Regions from separate parts of the Homo sapiens genome. Here all the other regions are linked to region 2. A link is a contact called in ENCODE Hi-C or POLR2A ChIA-PET data. All regions are on one chromosome and are shown on one strand. The core of a region is the stretch at or near the end of the contact, and the rest is flanking DNA. Distances in the headings are between cores, read along the strand shown.

Region 1 (5,232 bases), core at 107-2,606, 570 kb before region 2:
CTAGCTAAGCACCTCTCACTTCTTCCCACACCTTTGCTTAAGATGTTACTTCCACCTTAAGCCCTTCACTTCCCGTTACTTTTCAGCTCATCCTTTAAAAGGCTTTGCTCAGAATACCTTCTCCTGGGGAAGCCCTTCCCCAGTTCCCATTTGGAATTAATGGAGCTCCTGGAGGTCCTTTACACTGCCCTGCATCAGACAAAGCCTTATTATTATTATTTATAACATGACCCCCTTGTCCTGACCTCCAGGAAGGCAATGACCAGAGTTATAGTTGCTGTCACCCCAGTACCTGCTAGAGTTTGGCTGTGGTAAAGGCTCATGGACTGTGTGTTGATAGGCTTAAATTCCAAGTGTGATGCCATTCTTTGCTGAGAGCCATGTGCATTGCAATTTACTAAGCTCCAGTTTTCCTCTGATCAAGGCAATCTCTCACAACAGAAAGCTGGCTCAGAAACTTTGGAGCAAACCGTCCTGGTTTGAATTCCACAGCTGCTACTTATTCGGTGGTGACCTTGTGCAAGTTACTTAATCTTTTTTAAAAAATAAATTTTATTGTGTATATTTAAAGTATACAACACGATGTTGTAAGATACATATATATAGTGAAATGGGTCCCATCATCTCACAGAGTTACCCATTTCCCCCCACTGAAGTCACTTTATCTGGCTATGTCTCAGCTTACCACCTCAATAATGGGGGAACACCATTAACTCTCACAATGATTTAAAATAGGTGTCACATTGTAGGCTTTCTATAAATTTTATTTCCCGCCCACTGTGAGAAATGAACTTGATAAACTCAACAGTCCCAGGCTACTCCATTCATAGGAAAGAAAACTTCAAGCTTTCAGTTCAAAAGGAAATGTTGGATTTAGCATTTAGGGCTGGAATTTGGCTTCACATCTTGCCCTCTTACCCACCCCAACTTCAGACCATTACCACTCTGATTAAATGGATTTGTTTCAGCTCCCACCCATATTACATCCTGATTCCTTTTCAACAAATTCCTGGACATCTTCACAAGAAGGGAACAGAATTTTGTGATTCAGAGTTATTTGATTGATATTCTGACCTTATTTCTTCTTTAAAGAACTTCTTGCAAATAGATGTCCCGATGCAGGCATTGCATTTATCAAGACCGAGGAAAGTCCTTCCAAAATTGTAGCTGGTTCTGACTTGGGGCACCAGAGAAGAAAGGGAAGAAGCTGGCAAGGAGAAAGAACAGCTCAGGGCTGAGACCCACAGCAGCAGGGCCAGCCAGCCAGGGCGGAGGGCGGCAGCCTCAGGCCCCAGCTGGGGCTCCATCTTGGGCTCTGGGCTCCAGCTGCAGCCTCTGGCTGTCCACTCGAGGCTGTACAGAGGCAGGGCTTGGCCAAAGAGGAAGCTGTCAGAGGGGGCTGGCTTCTGGGTGCTGACCCCATCCCAGCCTCCCAGGTTTCTCTTTGAGGATGCTGAGGAGCTTGGGGCTAATGAGGCTGGGGAGGAGGTGAGGAAGTCAGTGGAGGATGCTGATAACGCTGTTTCCAGAGTTACTCTTCCTTTGCCGGGGGTGGCTGCTTCAGGCTGGGGAGGGGCTCGCTGGCAGATTTCGGGAAGGACAATTGTCAGGGCTTCCCTGTGTGGTCCTTTTGACAAACACAGGATATCCCGGCAGGGCAGGAAAGGTCCATGCAGGATGTGTGTCCAACCTGCGTTCCACCTGGGAGTTTCAAAGGATCCTGAAAGCCTCCACCCTCCACTGTTTTAATTCCAGGTTTATCTGTCCCTATGGATTACACGTGCACCCCAATTTTTGACCCCTCTGTGCTAGGTCATTTGTCCTGCCCCTTAATCAGCCCTCCTTCCCCCACTTTTACCATATTTGCCTGTGAAATAACTAGAGGTTAGCTTGCTTGCCATTAACTGGCACATTTAGCACTGATTTGAAAGCTTTTTGCTGCTTAGGGAAGAGAAAACCTCAGGTTAGTCCATCTTCTCTTGCTGGTCTGAGAACAAGAGACCAGAAAGAACCCGGTGGCCTCTGTGGCATGATGAGGGGAGCACCAGAAAGAGCCCTCTGACAGCACACAGCTGTGTCTATCCCTCTCCCACAGACCTGAAAGCTTCTCTTCCTTTACCAACTTGCTTCACTTCTCGGGGTGGCTTGGCCGGATTTGGTAGGATTTAACTGCCCCAGGATTGCCTTCCTCAGGATACCAAGATAAGGTCCGCAGCATGGAGTAGATGGAAGTGCTAATTTGGGAGTAGAGAGAACCTCTGAGAACCAAATCAGGGAAGTCAGGCTGCCTCACATTCTGTGAGAGGGTGGAGGTGGGGAGCGGGGCACGGTTTGAAAATATGAGAAAGTGCATAGGAAGATGGGGCTGGGGGTGAGGAAAAGGGAGGTAAGAGGGAGTGGGGATTGCCTCTGGACAATTGACAAGTTTTGCTAAAGATTGGTGGGAAGAGCAGGTAAAGGCAATTTTCTGATGATGAAGCACGTGCTTATTAGCATTTGTATAGCTTCCTCAGTAAAATGTCTGGTCATGTTTGCTTTTTATTGGTGAGTTTTGACGCTTGTTTATATATTCTAGATCCGAGTCCTCTGTTGGATATGTGGCTTGCAAATATTTTCTCCCCAGGGCTAACTTGTCTTTTATTCTTTTAACAGAGTCTTCTGCAGAGTGAAAGTTTTGATTTTGAAGTCCAATTTGTTAATTTTTTCTTTTTGAATCATGCTTTTGGTGTCAGGTGTGATAAAAGAAAAACTTAAGCACATTTAAATTTTAAAGAGTTTATTTGAATATTCAGCGATTCATGAATCAGGGCAGTATCAGACTGCAAACATTCTGCTGGGAGGGGCAAGAAAGGAAACTTTTATAGTGTTTGCAGAAGCAGGACAAAGAAAACAATTTTTATTGGTTAGAGTGGAAAGTCCCTAGTTAGAGATTAATTGGTGATTTTTTTGATTGGTACAATTTCTAGTTTAAATTTACTATTTACATTAGGCTTTGGTTTGTTCACACAGGAATTTAAAGTGCCAGAGCCACCTCAGTCTAATGGCCTTCCAATTAGAATTTTAAAACATAATTCATCCTTTTTGATCAGCCTCTCATTTAAGAGATATTGACTAAAACTTGGGCATAAGCTCCACTCTCTGTGACCATCATGGCTAAGTTGTCCTTGTCTCAGTGTGAAACTCATAAGTCACAACATCAAGCTCATTGAGGAAAGATTCCTTTTGTTGTTCATCTCATTTTTGTTGCTCTAATTACAGTGAGATCATCTGGCATACCGTTGATGACTGTGAACACACATTTAAGACCCTCAAGTGAATGTAGTTCACCAGGGAGATTATGATGACTACCAGGAGGATAATACTGAAAGACTGCAGTATGTTCCTTAGCCAAGGTCCTCACAAACCAACTCAACTAACATTTCTAGAGAAACAAAAGAAAACCAAAGGTCAATGACTAGAGCAAACTATAAATTCAGTCTGAGTCCAGAGGAAATTTAGTTAACAAGATTGCTAGATTTGAGCTTGAAACATATTTTTCTGGTTTGCAGTTTGAATGTCTCTGGTTATGGTACTGAGGGTTTCAATGATCTTCCTGAGTGGTCCACATATCAGGCATAAGGGTTGTCCTCAGAAGTCACATCAAGTTGTCTATAACTGCCTGGCAGGGTTTCAGGAACAGAGCACATCTTGTTCTGAGTGATTTCAAGTCTGAAAAATGGGAAAAAATTGGATTGGAGGAATAAAGATGAATTCAGAATTCAGTCCAGTCTACAAATAGACAATAAAACTCAAAAACAACAAATATGGCTACAATCTACTATCAAAAATTATGCACAGATCTTTTCAGACATTACAGGGGTCCTCTGGAATGTCCCAAAGTTAGTTCTAGGTCAAAAAGACTTAATTTAGAAGCTTATTTTGGGAAGTTTGTAAAAAATATCAAAAAGTCTAAAACACTTGATTAAATAGGATCATTAGTCATTATGAAACAATGAGAGGCAAATACAGAAAGGTTATATAGCTGTAAAAAAACTTAGCTCTTTTAATGTTGAGAATACTCATTTTTATATATATGTATATAAACAAAGACCTAGTAAAAGACAACACGAAGCACAAGAAATTATCCTGATAAAACACAAATCTTTGTAAGGTAGATCACTTAAAAGATAAGAAAAACCTTTCACCAAGAAAACTTTGTTCTTTCAACAGAAAAAAAGCCAGTGTCTAGCTTTGTATCAATGTACTTTTGATATTAAAGCTAATTTTTAAAAACCCTTCTAATAAATTTCATTCAGTTTTAGCGAGCTTGACAACACATGAAGTTCCTTTTTCAAATTTTAAACTGTCTATACTTTCTTATATCAATTTAGTTTGTCCTATACTCTTCCTCTCTCCCATTGTAGAACAATTAATCACTCTAATTTAGGACAAAAATTATTCTTTTTTTTCTCTTAACAAAAATACACCCTTATACTTAAACTTCCTTGACAAAACATGCCTTACTTCCTTCACATATACAGTTGTTGCCCTTATTATTTCTAGAAGTTTTAATTACATATATTAATTAGAATTTTAAATTCTTAGTAACCTTAATTTCTAGTGAAAACTAGTAAGCATTATAAACAGTTTCATATCAGCATTTTGTAAATAAACATCATGTCATATATAATCTTTCATGTTTATTAGCAGACCCAAATATATTTAGCTTCTCTATACTGTATAAAAACAAGACGCCAAAGTATATATACTTTAATCTTATGTTCAGCAGTTAATGTTTTAATGTTTTAACTTACTCAGAAATGGCTTCAATATTTATTGAATATTTATTACTTAATTGAACATAGCATAACTTTAAGATTTCAAGTTACCGGCCGGGTGTGGTGGCTCATGCCTGTAATCTCAGCACTTTGGGAAGCGGAGGCAGGTGGATCACCTGAGGTCAGGAGTTTGAGACCAGCCCATTATGGTGAAACCCCGTCTCTACTAAAAATACAAAAAGTAGCCAGGCATGGTGGCATGCACCTGTAGTCCCATCTACTTAGGAGGCTGAGACGGGAGAATTGCTTGAACCCCAGAGGCGGTGGAGGTTGCAGTGAGCTGAGGTCACGCCACTGCACTCCAGCCTGGGAGACAGAGCAAGACTCCATCTCAAAATAAAAAAAAAAAAATTAGAAAAAAAGATTTCAAGTTACAAAAAAAGATTTTTGGAACAATTTTTAGTAGACATATTTC
Region 2 (5,602 bases), core at 2,793-5,292:
TGTCAGTAATTATGGGTCCACAAATGCTTACCTGACACTCAGATTGATTATTATTATTATTTTATAAAGGTAATAGGTTGACTATTCAATATAGTATATAAACCTCTAGGGGAGTCTGGAACAATACTCCGTGATCAAACACATTAATACTTCTACAGTAAAACATACAAAGATTCATTCTGAGCGAGCTAAACAAAGACTATCATTAGCTTCACATCAGTTCAGGTCAGGATTTGCTGCCAAATTTGTTACATGAAAATCTTTTGATTTTCAGAGCTTTTTGGATTACAGAAGAGATGGTGGGCATATATTTATTAAGAGACTAACCCCACTGAAATCTTTTTCTTTCTAACTTCAGGAGGTTCTAGCAACCAAATAAATAGTTAAAACTATTTAGGAGTAGGAAATAGGAAGACCTTCAGACATGGAAAATCAACAACTGCATAATTAAGCTATGCCAAATATTAGTCTGAACAATCCCTCTCCTCAAATACAGTGCTCCATAGATTCTCCATTGACAGACATTTCCACAAACAACAGGTCTCAAACAATCTTTTTCTAAGTACTTTTCAAAAGCACTTTTTGAATATAGAATAAAATACTTAAATTTTATCACTATTTTAATAGTACAACCTTGTCTTTCCCATAGAAAAAAGACAAAAGCTATTAAATGACAAATGAACAACTGGTTTAAAAACATGTGCCTTAAAAGAACACAGTATCCTCTGTAGTCTGCCTGGGGGAGATGAATAAACGTTATGCCAAAGTGGTAAACCATCCTGCTACCAAAGGAATTTTCTCCACATTGCATTTTAAGGAAATTCACAGCTCTTGAAGAGCTATACAATAACTGGTTCAAGATGTTCTCACTGCTGGTCAGCACTGGATAAAGGATTTGCAGAAACCCATGGAAGCCTATTTCTCTTGCCTCTTTATTGCCCCCATGTGTTGTTATTTATCTTCCCCAACTTTTCTGACCCTTTCCATGTATTTTTTTAATTGAAGTATTGCTTTGTTCAAGACCTATGTTTACCACTCCCATGGCGATCCTGTACACAAAGACAAGTCAGGAAGACATGAAACGAACGGAGATACTTATGTTGCTTCATGGTTTTTCCCCTTCTCATTATCCTCCTACTCAATGAGACTATAGTGGGAGGTCTGAATGACATTTCCAAACCAAGAACTTAAAGCTACATTTCAACACCCAACTACTCAGTTGTCATAGGAACAACACTATGAGGCTTATCTGGGTTCTAACAAACAGCCACTTGTTTCACTAATGATTAAAACTCCCCCTTCAAATCAAATATAGACACCCATACATATACAGACCTCAAAAGAAAAATTTAATTGGGTAAAACTGTATACTACACCAAAAACTTAAGAAACAAGCCCAAAGGGAAAGCATTTACGTTCCCGAACATGCAAATTCAAACACTATTTCAGAGAAATTATTTTGAGGTCTGTCTCTTGACCAGATCCCTTCAGTTTGTTGTTTTACACACCCACAAAGACAAAGGCATATGCATGGCATTAATATCTTTTAACAGGGTATACGAAAATGTGAATACTCTCAATGACCCCAGAGGAGAATTCAGAGCAAGCAATGCTACTCACTTTCGATGTACTTTTAAAAATTAACAAATTGAGAACAGAGAACGGCAAATAGAATTGAAAACATGAAGTTCTCAGTTAATTCTTCTGGGATATACTTTCTAGCATTTACTGTTCCAACCTGTTTCTATCACATTTTGTCATTCAAAACAATGGATTTTAAATGGATGAGGAAAACCTAAAAATTAGAGGCTTTTTTCCAACAGGCACGGCAGTATTTATCCAGATTATTAAATCATCATGTTCTCCCCAAGTATTTACTTACATGAAATACAGAGTTGAAAACATAAGCTAGCAGTTGAATATAAATTATCTGTAAATACCTTAATGCTTTGTTGCCATTTTTCTGTCTTCAAGACTCTAAAAACCTATAAATTCATGTGCTTCAAGAAAACTAATGCCATTCCTTAATTAAGTCAAATTGACTTGTCATGTTCACAAGTTTGGATCACCCGTTTCCTGACTTATTGGAGGACCTGCCCTTAAGAGCCGTGCTTATCTTGTCTTTCTATTTCTTTAAGAATAAATACTTATGCAAAAGTCTTGAGAGCTGCTAGTCTGAGAAAACTGATCTCAAAAGTTATCCAAGTATACAAGAGGGGGAAAAAACAATTAATATATCTCACTAGATTCATCTCCCTCCCCCACCCTCATCCCACTCCACTGCTAAGAGAGAGAAATTTCAGCACTGCTATCCTGTTTTATTATACATTTTCCCTTTTGAGTTAAGGATTTTAAGATTTTGAAAGTAACAGAACAGGAACCAAAAGTAGATTCAACTTCCAATTTGGCTTAAAAAGAAAGAAATAATTATTATTTCCTATATTACCCAAAACTTATTCTGTTAATAACAGTTATAATTATATATTCAAATTAATAAATGAAGATTGCTAAAATTGCCTATATACTTGTTAGCAGTTAAAGAAGAAAAATTTTTTCCATTTGCTTCTATAAGTAGACATCACATGATTACTTCTATTGACCAATAAGAAACTAGTAAAATCAGGCAGTCACCCACCATTCTTTTCTAATGTTCTTTTTCTTATTCTATTCAACCTTTTCAGTATATTCTTAAGAAGCCAAATCAAGAAATTAGACATTCATGCCTAAAATAAAATTGCGTTACCTTATACATCATGAACAGGAACCTGTTGTATATAACACGGGTATTCAAAGCTTTATTGTCTTTTTCTAGAACCCTTTAACATAAAGGCAGCTCAGATTCAAGATTAGAAAACTGAATTCAACAGGCAGGAACACGCATACGAAACCAGTAAGAACTACTAATCACGACCTCTCAAAATGTCATGAACCATATAGATAGAAATAACCCCCCTTTTGCTGTACTAATGTAATCCAATAGAACAAACTTAAAATTCGTGACACAAATGTAAGAAACAAAAAACAAAAATCTATTGCCATTGTAATCTACCCTTCCCAATCAGGAGAGGTGTTTCCGACGCATTACTTGAACTTTCATTTTGTACAACTTTCATCTTGTAAGGTTCTAACTAAATACTTGACATCTTAATGCAGAGGAAAGGAAAGGAGGGCAAGTAGACTAATTCTGAAAGCATCCCTTCAAATTTCATACATGCTATTCAGACTAAATGGAAATCTACATCCATGGAAAGTTAATGTCGCAATTCTACTAAACAGCCCATTCTGATTTTATGTTTCTCCTCCACTAACAAGAAAAAATAAAACAACCAAATCTAGCTGTATTACATATGTTTAGCTAAACTGATAGCACTCAGCTCATTTTTGTTAATTACCTGGCTTCTTCTCAGTCTTTATGCGGTATTCTCGTGCTGCTCTTTTTTAGAACTCCTCACTGTTTATGTGTTCTCTGTTCAACACAGTTGTTAGGGGTCTGTGAACAATTTTTCAATTCCCACACACGCATATGATATCTATTAGGGAGCAATGCCACTTTTCACTTACCAATTCTGGATAAAGGAGTATTTCCTGGTGACAGAATGCTGCTGCTTCCGTTCACTAAAACTCCCTCTTCGCAGCTTGATAAATCTGATTATAAAACGTCTTTGTTCCAGATCACACGAGGCGCTTTTCCTACAAAAGTTTTCTAAAGAGTTATCTGCATTTCATTCCTGTGACAAAACAAATCAGAACAAGGGGGGTGGGGGGGGGAACAGGGAATAAGTCCACACAAGTTCCTGGCAAAGATTTTAAGCTGCATTTTTCTGAGTTTAATCAGTAACCTATATTAAAGTGACAGTTACCAGTTCAGGAAGCCTAGAGTTTGATCAAGTCGGTCACAACCACTTTGAGAGTCTTCCACTGGTGTGCGGACTCCAAGAAAGCAGTCACTTGGTCATCTATCACATGTGGCTGAATCACTGGACAGACCACCCCCGCCCCACACACCCCCAGCCCCCGTTGAGCAGCAGCCCAGGCAGGAGAGTGGCCGGACGCCCGACCCAAGACCTCTTATAGGGACCCGCCAATTAGCTGCTGACCAATCGCAGCCAGCACCTAGTACCTAAGTCACATGATAGGGCAGTCCCTATGACTGCAGGATTTCTGAATTACTGGGGTTACACAAAGGACACTCATTCAGGAAAAGAGAAAAAAAGCCATAAGCCGAAACAGAAAACGCCCAGGCTGCGACAACTACGGCTTTAAAACAGGGAACACCCCAGCCTCACACAGACAGAGAAAGAGCCACAACCAAGCCAGGATGAAAATCAGAAGAATGTCTGGCACATATTAAAAAATAATCCCAAAGCAGACGCTGAGTTTACAAACCCACTTCAGCTATAAATCTACTCCTCCTTCCCCTTCCTCTATAGTCTCCAATAATTTTACATTCTAAACTTTTTTATTTTAAAAAGCTCCAGTGAGCCTCTGCAAAACCGCTGTAAGAAAATGTGCGAGACACATGAGCCTCTCTTCCCATCCCCTCAAAATACCCCTGAAGGAGATTCAAATTGGCCATGAAAAGATTCCTAAGTGAAATACATTTCTTTTAAAATAGTTAAATAAATTAAGTGAAATTAAACATTGCCAGAACAGATTCGTATGGTAACTAACAAATCATCTCTCTCTCAATCATTTTAAACTGTACACATCAAGGACACTCTTGTTAAGTAAACGAGCCCACTTTGTGAACTAGATACCCATTTATTTTTATTTGAATGCCCCCAATTTGTCTCTTAAACACCTTTTATGTTTAGGAAGAAATTCAACTGCGAACACCCCTACCATTGCTCCGACCTCCAAAAATGGTACTTACAAATGTTCCTTGTTTGGATCTGTCGACTTCTTCTCCCCTCCCCCGACATTTGGAGTCAAAATATGGGCTCAACCTCATCCTTCAAACCTAAAGGCCCTATTTTGATCGTGCAAGACTGCAACAGCTCCTTCTCCCAGGCAAGCCCAGAACACTGTGCCGCTTGCCATTCCCAATTTATGGAAGGAAGTGTATGTCAAACAAACCAGGTGATGACTCAGACTGCCTCCTCCAGCCACGTTTTCCCTAGAATGGGAGGGTAGTTTAAGTGCAGCCCATTTGGATGTGACTCAGTTTTATTAGACTGGTGGCTGTAGCTAAGCTGACAAGCTCACATTTTTTTTAAATAACTTGTACATTTAGAGATCAGGACGCACATTCCAACTGGTTTCAAGAATTGAATCATGTAAACAGGAGAGATGCAAGATTATTTTTAAGGTATGGCAACGCTCTGGCTCTGTTCCCTAATATTTTAAATTTCAGAACTGTGCACTGAAATTTTTACAATGGAGGCAACCAAACGTTTTAATTCACACAAGAGTAGCAAACAGGTTTTCTACATTTAGGTTTACTTGAGGTCTTTACCATGAGGGACTTGGACTCCTTCCATCCTGAAGATTCAAGTCTCTAAGTCTGGGGCCCGCGCGGCGGGTTCTTCAGGAAGTGGTTGGGAGCATGAGAGCCATGTTGCAGCTTTCACTTTTGCATTTACTGCAATTCACACTCTAAGCT
Region 3 (5,774 bases), core at 1,806-4,305, 700 kb before region 2:
TGCTTTATGAGAAATTTTCATGTAACTTACAAATTTCAACCTTCCTTTATTATGATTGAACTTTGTTACTTATTAAATCATTTACAACTAATTGCACTCCTTTACACACTCACTGGTGTGTATCTTTTTTTTGTTTTTTTTTTTTTTTTTGAGATGGAGCCTGGCTCTGTCGCCAAGCCTGGAGTGCAGTGGTGCGATCTTGGCTCACTGCAACCTCCGCCTCCTAGGTTCAAGTGATTCTCCTGCCTCAGCCTCCCGAGTAGCTGGGATTACAGGTGCCCACCACCATGCCCGGCTAATTTTTGTATTTTAATAGAGACAGGGCTTCACCATGTTGACCAGGCTGGTCTTGAACTTCTGACCTTAGGTGATCTGCCTGCCTTGGCCTCCCAATGTGCTGGGATTCCAGGTGTGAGCCACTGCGCCTGGCCAATGTGTATCAACTTTTAATATATCTAGTGTTTTAGGTAGATAAGCCTATTGAGTAAAAACATTAGTTTAAAATTTTCAGCTTCAGAAACTGATTTTAGGGGCATGCTAGCTGACTTTAACTAGATGATTAAATGCACCTTTTAGTATATAAATATCTTGTTATCAGCTATAGTTTTATTCTTTTATAGCTTATTACTGACAAAATGCTCTAACCTTGTTGCTGAAGTAATCTCAACTCCAAATGTAAACTCGTTTTATGATTCCAATGTTACTTTAATCAGTGTTGCTGAAAAATTGGCTGTCCTATTTAATTATTTTGTAAGTAAAATGAAATGAAAATATTCTTCTTAAAGAAGTTTCTCTGTGACACCAGAGGCAAATTTCAGGTAAAAATTAGTTCCAGTTATCATATTTTCATTCTATTAAATGCCCTAAGTGATCTTCCTCTAGTCTTAAAACTTCTATTAACTGTTAGTATACTGCCCCCTCAGATTGCTTTAACAGTAGCAGTGTATTTTTCTAAGTTTTCAAATTCAGGTGATGAAAAATAAAGTTTATCTCAAAGTCATTAGTGGAGACTTAAAATGTCTTTTTCTCCCCTTTTTTTTTAAAAAAAAAAAAAAAAAAGAGAGACACAAGGTTCTGCTCTGTCACCCAGGCTGGAGTACAGTGGCACCATCTTAGCTCACTGCTGGCTCAAACTCCTGGGCTCAAGAGATCCTCCCACCTTGGCCTCCTGTGTAGCTGGACTACAGGCACACTTGTCAACACACCTAGCTTGTCTGCCTGCTTTCCTTCCCTCTCTCCCCTCTCTCCCTCCTCTCTCCTCTCTCTTCTTTCTCTTTCTCTTTCTCTTTCTCTTTCTCTTTCTCTTTCCCTTTCCCTTTCCCTTTCCCTTTCCCTTTCTCTCTCTCTTTTTCTTTTGTGGAGACGGAGTCTCATTGTGTTGCCCAGCCTGGTCTCGAACTCCTGGCCTCAAACGATCCTCCTGCCTCGGCCTTCCAGAGTGCTGGGATTACAGACATAAGCCACTGCACCAAGCCTATCTAGTCTTCTAAATATGTGTGGATGGATAGATGGGGAAACTTTAGGTATTTTTTGAAATATTTTCATAGATTTAATAGTTCTGCCCTTAATTTTGAGGATAGCTACTTTAACAATAGGATTTGAATTACAGAAGATTATATTTTAATGATAATTTTAAAGGCTTAATGAACTCACTTTCTATATTAATCTTTTAACAGATCACAGACCAGTGAGAGTTGGTTTATGTTGATCCATGGTCATAGCTTTTAATTATTAATGATGATATATGTCTATCCATGTCTGATTTTAGAGATGAAAATATGTATATTGGAACTTAAAATTTGTAATGCTTCATCTGAAGTAGTTTATTCTACACTAATAATGGAGTCATTTTAGATAGCAAGGAAGAAAAATTTCTCTAAAGATGTTAAATACTGATTAGCTAAGTTGCAGGTACTTTTTGATAACTTTAGGACTTGGGTCAAATTATCTTATACAGTTAGATATTTATTTTTAGTGGCTTTTCTCTTTAATATTTTAAATTCTGTATATTCTGAGTTTGCTTAATATTAGATTTAAACTATTTTTCTTTCTTTTTAGGGGCTTCACAAAGGTCAGAGTTCACATTCGGCAGGTCCTAATGGTGAACGACCTCTCTCTTCCACTGGGCCTTCCCAGCATCTCCAGGCAGCTGGCTCTGGTATTCAGAATCAGAACGGACATCCCACCCTGCCTAGCAATTCAGTAACACAGGGGGCTGCTCTCAATCACCTCTCCTCTCACACTGCTACCTCAGGTGGACAACAAGGCATTACCTTAACCAAAGAGAGCAAGCCTTCAGGAAACATATTGACGGTGCCTGAAACAAGCAGGCACACTGGAGAGACACCTAACAGCACTGCCAGTGTCGAGGGACTTCCTAATCATGTCCATCAGATGACGGCAGATGCTGTTTGCAGTCCTAGCCATGGAGATTCTAAGTCACCAGGTTTACTAAGTTCAGACAATCCTCAGCTCTCTGCCTTGTTGATGGGAAAAGCCAATAACAATGTGGGTACTGGAACCTGTGACAAAGTCAATAACATCCACCCAGCTGTTCATACAAAGACTGATAACTCTGTTGCCTCTTCACCATCTTCAGCCATTTCAACAGCAACACCTTCTCCAAAATCCACTGAGCAGACAACCACAAACAGTGTTACCAGCCTTAACAGCCCTCACAGTGGGCTACACACAATTAATGGAGAAGGGATGGAAGAATCTCAGAGCCCCATGAAAACAGATCTGCTTCTGGTTAACCACAAACCTAGTCCACAGATCATACCATCAATGTCTGTGTCCATATACCCCAGCTCAGCAGAAGTTCTGAAGGCATGCAGGTTAGTGTGGGAAAGTTCATCAAAGTGAAAATGTTTGACTTACTGGCATGATCAGAATGCTGAAATTTGGACCGTTTAAGATATGGGAAGTAAGCAAAAGATGGTGTAGTCATTCATCTAAGAGTTTGACAGAAGCTTTATTTTGCTTAGATGTTGTAGTCAAATCAGATGTGAGAAGTATTCCTGTAAATTGCTTATTTTGAGTGGGTGTGTCTGATTGTGCTGTTACTGCCCTCTACTGGTTACTAGGTTGTCAGCTTCAGTGTGATTGACTTCGCTCTGGGGATTTAAACAAGAGAATGGGTTAAATCATATTTGGCCAAATACAGCAAGGCTGGAAAACCCTATGGGTTTTTTTTTTTTTTTTATCAGAGCCTATTAAATGTTAGGCTAGGAATGGACCCCATCACTTATCAAGGCTAGTCTTTGCTTACAATTGAGAAAACTGGACTGTTTGAATCTAGAAGAGGTTATAAAGCAGGCAGAAGAGGAAGGAAGAGGTCAGGGGCAATGGGCAGTGGAGAGACATGACAGACTGTCAGCCATTCTGGAAGGAGCCAGACATATTCTGCTAGTCTAGGAAGGGCAGGGCCTCAGAAATTTATGAAGAAATGAACCTCCTCTGTCCCACAAAAGAAGAATCAAAGGATCAGGCAGCATCATCTTTCTCTGATATTTGGAGGACATATAGATTCTTACTGGCCTTTTCATTGTATATGACACATATATAATTTTTCTCATTTACTTGTAGTTGTTGTCCTCTATAAGTGACTAAATCTTGAATGAAATTTAGTTAACATAACTGGAACAAACAAATAATTCTGTAATATTTTCTGATACATTAAATGTTAAGTTTGAGCAGACATATAGTAGATTTTAAAAAGATCTTTTTTTGGTTGTAGATTGTCATGATATATAGAAAATAACCATTCTATAAATAGAAATTATAAACATTAGTTCTAGTTTGGCTACATTGACCATTTAATATAGCTTTTACATTTTAAAGTTCAAAACAATTCTTATTTATAGCCATATAAACCTCTTCCTGCAGTTGCTAGTACTTATATGTCTTATTTATTGTTATGTAAAAGTGTGATTATCTTTTCTGTTGTTCAGATTATTTTATTAGAAGGTATCCTGGGTCTACCGTTAAATGTTTGTCACTGACGAATGATTGAGGTGAAATTAAATTTTATTTATATATAAGTTTGCTGCTTGGGAGGGATGTGGGGTAGGAGCAATGGAGTATGGAGAAGAAATTTCAATTAATTTAAATTTATCGCTTTAATTGTGACACTAGAACTTTACTATAAATTACACTATAGTCATTTTTCTTTAAAGAGTTTGAGTGTTAAAAATACCTTTTGGTCTGTGTTTTCTTTTCTTTTCTTGTCTTTTCTTGTCTTTTCTTGTCTTTTCTTGTCTTTTTTTAAGACAGTTTCGCTCTTGTTGCCCAGGCTGGAGTGCAATGGCGCGATTTCAACTTACCGCACGCTCTGCCTCCCAGGTTCAAGCGATTCTCCTGCCTCAAGCCTCCCAAGTAGCTGGGTGGGATTACAGGCATGCAGCACCACACCTGGCTAATTTTGTATTTTTTAGTAGAGACGGGGTTTCTCCATGTTGGTCAGGCTGGTCTTGAACTCCCAACCTCAAGTGTTCCACCTGCCTCTGCCTCCCAAAGTGCTGGGATTACAGGCGTGAGCCACTGTGCCCAGCTGGTCTTTGTTTCATTTTCTATTAGTTTCTATTTCTGTTAGTTTCTATTTCATTATTTCCTGTCAAATTTTAACTATTTAGTTGTTATTCTGACATAGACTAGGGCAGAAATTACATCCTTTTTTATATTTTATTTTTTTCTTTATTGGGTCCACGTTGTTGGCAGCATTTTCCTTAGTGACCTACAACATGGTGATTGCTGTAATTAATCTTAACTGTCTTACAAGATTTTTTAAGGTCAGTAACTTAAGAGGACATTGGATGATCTCTAAATGAAATTCTTCTAAAGCATATAGTGAGGTTCTTGAGTTCCTAAAATTTGTTTCTTTAGAAATTTTTATATTATAGGTTTTTATATTAGTTTTTTTTTTGAAGTTAGGCTATCATTCAGTTCAACTCTGGGCCTACAGAAAATAGGGAGTGTTCAGATTAAATGCTACACTTGGCTCTCCTTAGACAGTGCCTTGATTCACTGCCAGTTTGACTGTCTTCTACCTGCTCCTCACTCATCTGCTGGGGCCTCTGTCCTGTTTCCTAGGTACTGCTGCTCTAACTGCTGGAGCAGGGGCTTTCTCTCTCATCCACTCTCTGTAGACTCAGGACAGTTGCTAGAAAATGGGGAAGATTTGGAGGTTCAAAACTAACATCATGAACTGCATGGGACCTAAGGAGGAATATTGTCAGAAAGAGTTCCATGGAGCTATGTTCTGTTCCCCAAGTTACAAACTGTGTATAGTAGCAGTTTTCATAAGTTTGTATTAATAAATTGTATATTATTTAAAAAAATATAATAATATATATATATATACATATATATACTTTAAGTTCTAGGGTACATGTGCACAATGTGCAGGCTCGTTTCATAGGTATACATGTGCCATGCTGGCCAGCTGCACCCATCAACCTGTCATTTACATTAGATATTTCTCCCAATGCTATCCCTCCCCCTGCCTTCCACCCCACAGCAGGCCCCGGTGTGTGATGTTCCTCACCCTGTGTCCATGTGTTCTCATTGTTCAGTTCCTAGCTATGAGTGAGAACATGCAGTATTTGGTTTTCCGTCCTTGTGATAATTTGCTCAGAATGATGGTTTCCAGCTTCATCCATGTCCCTGCAAAGGACATGAACTCATCCTTTTTTATGGCTGCATAGTATTCCATGGTGTATGTGTGCTGCATTTTCTTAATCCAGTCTATCATTGATGGACATTTGGGTTGGTTC
Region 4 (5,398 bases), core at 2,270-4,769, 610 kb after region 2:
CTCCCAAGTCACTTCTCAGGGAGCAATGCACAGCAAGGAAGTCAGTGTGAGGAACAAAAAATACATTGTTCCTGCCTCTCACTTCATGTCCACTCTCCCCAAGGGGTTGCCTATCCATTTAGACAAACGAAACAAAACAAAAATATACTACCGTAAAAAAAGGTCACCAGTAATTAATTAATTGCTTGAGAATGTACAGAAGGGAAAAAAATCACTGAGCCCTAAAGTAGTTTGGAAAGGTTTTGCCAAGAGACACTTGACTTAGGTGCAACAGAATGAGTAGATTTAGATAAATGGAAAAGAGACCATTATAGGTGGACAGGACAGAAGTAAATGAAAAATTGAGATAGAAAAAAACTAGATGTGTTCTAGGAATAGGAAAATCTTCTCTGAACTGTATTCTTCAATGTGCCCAGTCCTGTACCTCACTATAGTAGGCGCTCAGAAAGCATCATTGATTGAATGAACTGAAAAAGTAATAATATTTTTTGCTAGGTAATAATCAGCCATTTGGTCAATACATGAACAGAAAATGGCTTCATTTTCAGGAAGTATAAGAGCATTAATTTCCCACATAATATGAAATAGTAGCTTACCATATCTTACTGATGGACACTTTTAATAAGACAAACTAAAAAAACTCATCTTTTAAAATTAGTTGAAATTAATAATAGAAATAGAATCCCAATCAGTAGCATTGCTAATAGTTGTTCTCTATTTATATTCAGTGGTCCAAAATGTCACTATTTAAGTCAAATATCTATAAAAATGTGTGCAGTTATTCAGTGGTCCAAAATGTCACTATTTAAGTCAAATATCTATAAAAATATGTGGAGTAAATTTCAGCATACTTCCCTCTTATTACAAGTGCTGACCTTTTTCATTTTTGAAAATGCCTGTTTTGAGATAATGCTTCACAATGTCTTCTACAAATACTTAGGTACTTAATTAACCATTGGATTTATGGTTTACGTGAGAGCAATAAATGACTACAAGAAGAGCATGTCTATTTCTGGTTCCCAGAATCATCGTTCCACAATTGCTTGAGGCATTATCACAGCATCCTTGAGTAAAGGCTTTTCTCGTGCTGAAGTGTGTGACCTGTGTCAGCGAGAATCAGGATGGCTGCTGTGGATTCATGGGACCCCCCTCCCTCATACCTGGCTTTGAGCAACAAACTGATCACATAACAGCCTTTTTCCCCTCTAAGTCTCAGACAACCTGCCTCAACTTTGAAAAACCTAACTGTCCAGTTACTTAATTTCATTAACCAAATAAACTGATTTGTGTTGTGTGGGTGTGTATGCACATGTATACATGAGCTGAGAGGGATGTTTACAGACTGTAAAAATACGAGCTTGAAAAGAAAACTAGATCTCAGGAAACATAAACCAACATGTCAAAACCATGAATGCCTGTGGGGAAGATTTCACATATTCCCCCACTTAAGACACCTTTAACAAGATCAGTTTCTTCAATCCCATGAACAACTTTTTGTGAGTCATTAATTAGGCCCTTACACAATAAACAAAGAAATTAATAAGGAAGTTCAATGTTTTAAAAAATGGGAAAAGAGTTATTTCTTGAAAAGAAAGAGCAAAGTTATTTTCAAATACTTAAGCAAGTGAACTGAAGTGGGGTTTTTTTCTTGAGTTAGACACAGGTTTAGTTAATTCTCACAAACATATCTGGGAAGATAAGGAGTTTTCAGTAGAAATGTTATCCTCAAAGAATATTCATGAGGGAGAAAAAGTGCAAGTGAAATCAAGTTGGAAGAGAAAATTAATACATACGTTGCTATGAAAGACCAGCTAATATTGGTCTCAAAACTCAGTTATGAGAACTATATGAAAGCTGAACACAGTTTAATACACGTGAAAGTGAGCAGAATCACTTTCTGCTTCCACTTGTACCAAGAACTAGTAAAAAGCATGTGGAAAATAGTACAGAAATGAGATGGGCACAGCACAAAGTTTACAAATTTCATCTCACAGCTAACCATCCTCAAACACATTGTACTCTGAATTTAAGCTAGGCATAGTACATAAAAAATCTTCTAGATCACATCTAGATACATCTCTTTTCTCTCTTTATCACAGAGGGCAGTGCTCCCCAGAATGGTAGAATTTGCCAGTTTTCTGAAAAGGTGATGGGGAGAGCACAACAGTAACAACTTTGCTTTGACAGGCAACTGACACCCATATGATTGATCATGCCAATTATTTCTCCAATGGTGGAATGAGGATCGATTTTTAATTGAAGATGGAATTCTAGCATTCGGAGATTTTTTTTTTCCTTTCTTTCTTTTTTTTTTTTGCTTGAACCAGAGCTATCCAGTTTTTGAAATGGCATGGCCTTCAGGGCCCATAGCCCTTTCTTGGACCTCCCACACTCTTCATATCACAAGGCCAAGAAAATAAGTACCTGCCCATAGCAAATAGCTATGGGCTATTTTTCCTAAACAGCTATGGGCATGTTTGCTCACCATTTCCTAAATCCCATGGAAACTGGGACAAAAGGACCCAAGAAACTTGAAGGGAGCACATTTTAAAACAACCCTACAAAACAGGCACTTTTTCTTGTATATTTTACCACCACTTTGCTTGTGCTGGTGAAAGTGGAGGGGAGATGAGAAAAGGCCTCATTTTGTATGTTAGCTCTTAGCTATTTGGTTTAAGGGATTTTTTTTTTCTTATAAAACATGCAACTGAAACTGGAAAGTCCTTCAGCTAGATGGTCAATGTTTTTTGTGGAATGTGAAAAGGATGGCTTTTTATATCACTGGGTAATTTACATACGCTTGGTAGGTTACTCCCAGATTTCCAGGGTAGAAAGTGACAGTGGGAGACGATGATTCAAATTGTTCAAATATCCATAGGGAAGACATATAAACTCACCACAGACTTTGATAACGTATTAGTCATTAGATATCTCATCCTGACCCCAGCCTCAGATTCACCTGCTGAATACCTGAGCTTAAGTAAGCCATACTTGGAAATGTGGAAACAGAACCCTACTGAGAAAAAAAAACTTATCAAGAAAAAAAAAATCTCTCTTTCCTGTGCCTAAACAATTTCCCCCCAAAGAGCCAGAAGCTAACACAATATTCCCCCCTAAAGAGCCAGAAGCTAACACAGTAACACAGGAAAAAATGAGAATACAAAAGGTAACATCTCTAAAAGGTACTTCAGCTTTCACACCACGATTCCACATCACTACATTGATGACATGCAGAAAGCAATCAAATGCAGGAATACTCTGGGTTGACTGAGCAGAGGCACAGAGTAACAGCCTGGGTAAGCAGCAGCCCTGCTCCTGGGCCAACAGCTGAGCACACCCAACAGAAATAGAATGGTCACTGACGCTGACCACAAGGCAGGCCCCACACAAGTAAGTGCTTTACCTGCCCTTTATCATGTAACTCTCATGGCAACCATCTGAAATAGGCATTTTTAATTTCCATCTTAAAGATGAGGAGACAGAGGCACTGAGGGGCTAAATAGCTTGTCAAGCTATTTGTATAGAAGTTAACACAACCGGCAAGAAGCAGAGAGTCAGGAGCCCGGGTCTTTCTGTTTCTTTAAGCAACATTGCCTCCCTGTGTTCAGGGCTGACTATTCTCTCTCAGGTTTTCAGAGCCATTTACACAGATGTTCAAAGAACAATGCCATGGTTCACTCATACAACATGGAAAAACATCATCATAAAACTCACAGAGTATCTCTCTAGTCTATAGAAGCCAAAATATCAGTGTGAAAAATAAAATCCACAGTCAATCTTACATTAATTCACTATGTCTTCTGAGTCCATTTTTTATTTGCTGATATATCCCATTCTTAACAGTGTTTTACAGATGCGATTTTTATTTTAAATTAAAATGGAAAAATAAAGGTTTCAAAACTGTTAAAGATATCATGACCGTGCTTAAAATTATTTTTTAAATAATACTGAGAAATCCCAAATCCAGAGCTCAGATAGCTTGTTTGAATCATTTTTCTTAAAAAAATAGTTTAGTGGACTTAGCCAGATGAAGCTCACATCTTGGCACCGTGATGTTCTGGATTATCCTTTGGCAGAGGGAAGGAAGTGGGACAATCTATTATCATTATTATTGTTATTATTACGTTTTTTCAAGATGGAGTGTCGCACTGTCGCCCAGGCTGGAGTGCAATGGTGTGGTCTCGGCTCACCGCAACCTCTGCCTCCCAAGTTCAAGTGACTGTCCTGCCTCAGCCTCCTGAGTAGCAGGGATTACAGGCACACACCACCACACCCGGCTAATTTTTTGTATTTTTAGTAGAGACGGGGTTTCACTACTTTGGCCAGACTGGTCTCGAACTCCTGACTTCGTGATCCGCCCACCTCGGCCTCCCAAAGTGCTGGGATTACAGGCGTGAACCACCATGCCTAGCCTATTAATATTATTTTTTAAGAATACAAGTGCAGAACGTGTAGGTTTGTTGCATAGGTAAACGTGTGCCATGGGGGTTTGCTGCACCTATCAACCCTTCATCCGTCATCTAGGTGGTTTTTTTGTTTGTTTTGTTTTTGTTTTTTGTTTTTAGAAGAGACAGGGCTTCACCTTGTTAGCCAGGATGGTCTCGATCTCTTGACCTCGTGATCCACCCGCCTCAGCCTCCCAAAGTGCTGGGATTACAGGCGTGAGCCACCGTGCCCGGCCCCCGTCATCTGGGTTTTAAGCCCTGTATGCATTAGCTATTTGTCCTAATGCTCCCCTCCCCCCGTCCCTCACCCCCCAACTGGCGCCAGTGTGTGTTGTTCCCTTCCCTGTGTCCACGTGTTCTTATTGGAACAATCTATTATAATCTGCACCTCAACTTCCCCCTCCTGTGCTTGCAGTCTCTTCAATAGCAATAACTTTTCTTTTTTTTTTTTTTTTTGTTTTTTTTTTTTGAGACAGAGTCTCGCTCTGTCGCCCAGGCTGGAGTGCAGTGGTGCAATTTCAGCTCACTGCAACCTCCACCTCCCAGGTTCAAGCAATTCTCCTGCCTCAGCCTCTTAAGTAGCTGGGATTACAGGCGTGTGCCACCACACCCAGCTAATTTTTATATTTTTAGTAGAGATGAGGTTTCGCCATGTTGGCCAGGCTGGTCTCAAACTCCTGACCTCAGGTGATCCACCCGCCTCGGCCTCCCAAAGTGCTGGGATTACAGGTATAAGCCACTGTGCCCGGCCAATAACTTTTCTTTCAGGCTTAAAACCTCTTCAGCAGCTCTATGTTCCATCAATTGCTAATTACCATAATTCCATCTCTGCAATTTTTTTCTTCTCTCTCCCTTTCTGTTGCAATGGCCCATATTCTAGTTCAGATCCTTCTTAACTCTTGCCTCTGAAGTGGCTTCCTTCCCTTCACCCAGTTCTTCCAACTGTCTCATAT

Evidence for each region. Hi-C counts contacts between places; a loop is a spot of excess contacts on that map. ChIA-PET counts read pairs that join two places held with the same protein, here RNA polymerase II (POLR2A). Pooled maps may share reads with other maps.
Region 1: a map of endothelial cell of umbilical vein shows a loop between it and region 2 (7-fold over the local background). The contact joins the promoter of DIPK2B here to the promoter of MIR222HG in region 2. A Hi-C loop is called at or near these places in 3 of 168 maps with a recorded cell type or tissue (Right ventricle myocardium inferior, endothelial cell of umbilical vein and heart left ventricle) and 7 of 50 pooled maps. POLR2A ChIA-PET finds 5 or more read pairs at or near these places in 2 of 52 experiments (PC-3 and endothelial cell of umbilical vein).
Region 3: a pooled map shows a loop between it and region 2 (10-fold over the local background). The contact joins the enhancer-like site here to the promoter of MIR222HG in region 2. A Hi-C loop is called at or near these places in 7 of 37 single-sample maps with no recorded cell type and 10 of 50 pooled maps.
Region 4: a map of mammary epithelial cell shows a loop between it and region 2 (9-fold over the local background). The contact joins the enhancer-like site here to the promoter of MIR222HG in region 2. A Hi-C loop is called at or near these places in 4 of 168 maps with a recorded cell type or tissue (Calu3, IMR-90, aorta and 1 more) and 5 of 50 pooled maps. POLR2A ChIA-PET finds 5 or more read pairs at or near these places in 4 of 52 experiments (Caco-2, MCF 10A, activated CD4-positive, alpha-beta T cell and 1 more).

Annotation. Positions count from the first base shown.
Region 1 is chrX:45,199,520-45,204,751 of GRCh38, forward strand. It overlaps DIPK2B (divergent protein kinase domain 2B), which reads right to left and starts at 1,357. Exons shown (of 5, transcript NM_176819.4): 1 at 1,075-1,357. The coding sequence starts at 1,307.
Region 2 is chrX:45,766,225-45,771,826 of GRCh38, forward strand. MIR222HG (miR222/221 cluster host gene) reads right to left here and starts at 4,043. Exons shown (of 2, transcript NR_170290.1): 1 at 3,861-4,043; 2 at 1-3,728.
Region 3 is chrX:45,067,521-45,073,294 of GRCh38, forward strand. KDM6A (lysine demethylase 6A) reads left to right here. Exons shown (of 30, transcript NM_001291415.2): 18 at 2,059-2,837. Among named protein-coding and RNA genes, the nearest start is that of DIPK2B, 130 kb to the right of the region's middle. Within about 2 kb of position 3,056, at least 3 of the 41 ENCODE cell types and tissues checked have a DNase peak (open chromatin) inside an H3K27ac peak, as active enhancers do.
Region 4 is chrX:46,373,137-46,378,534 of GRCh38, forward strand. No RefSeq gene overlaps it. Among named protein-coding and RNA genes, the nearest start is that of LINC01186, 48 kb to the left of the region's middle. Within about 2 kb of position 3,520, at least 4 of the 41 ENCODE cell types and tissues checked have a DNase peak (open chromatin) inside an H3K27ac peak, as active enhancers do.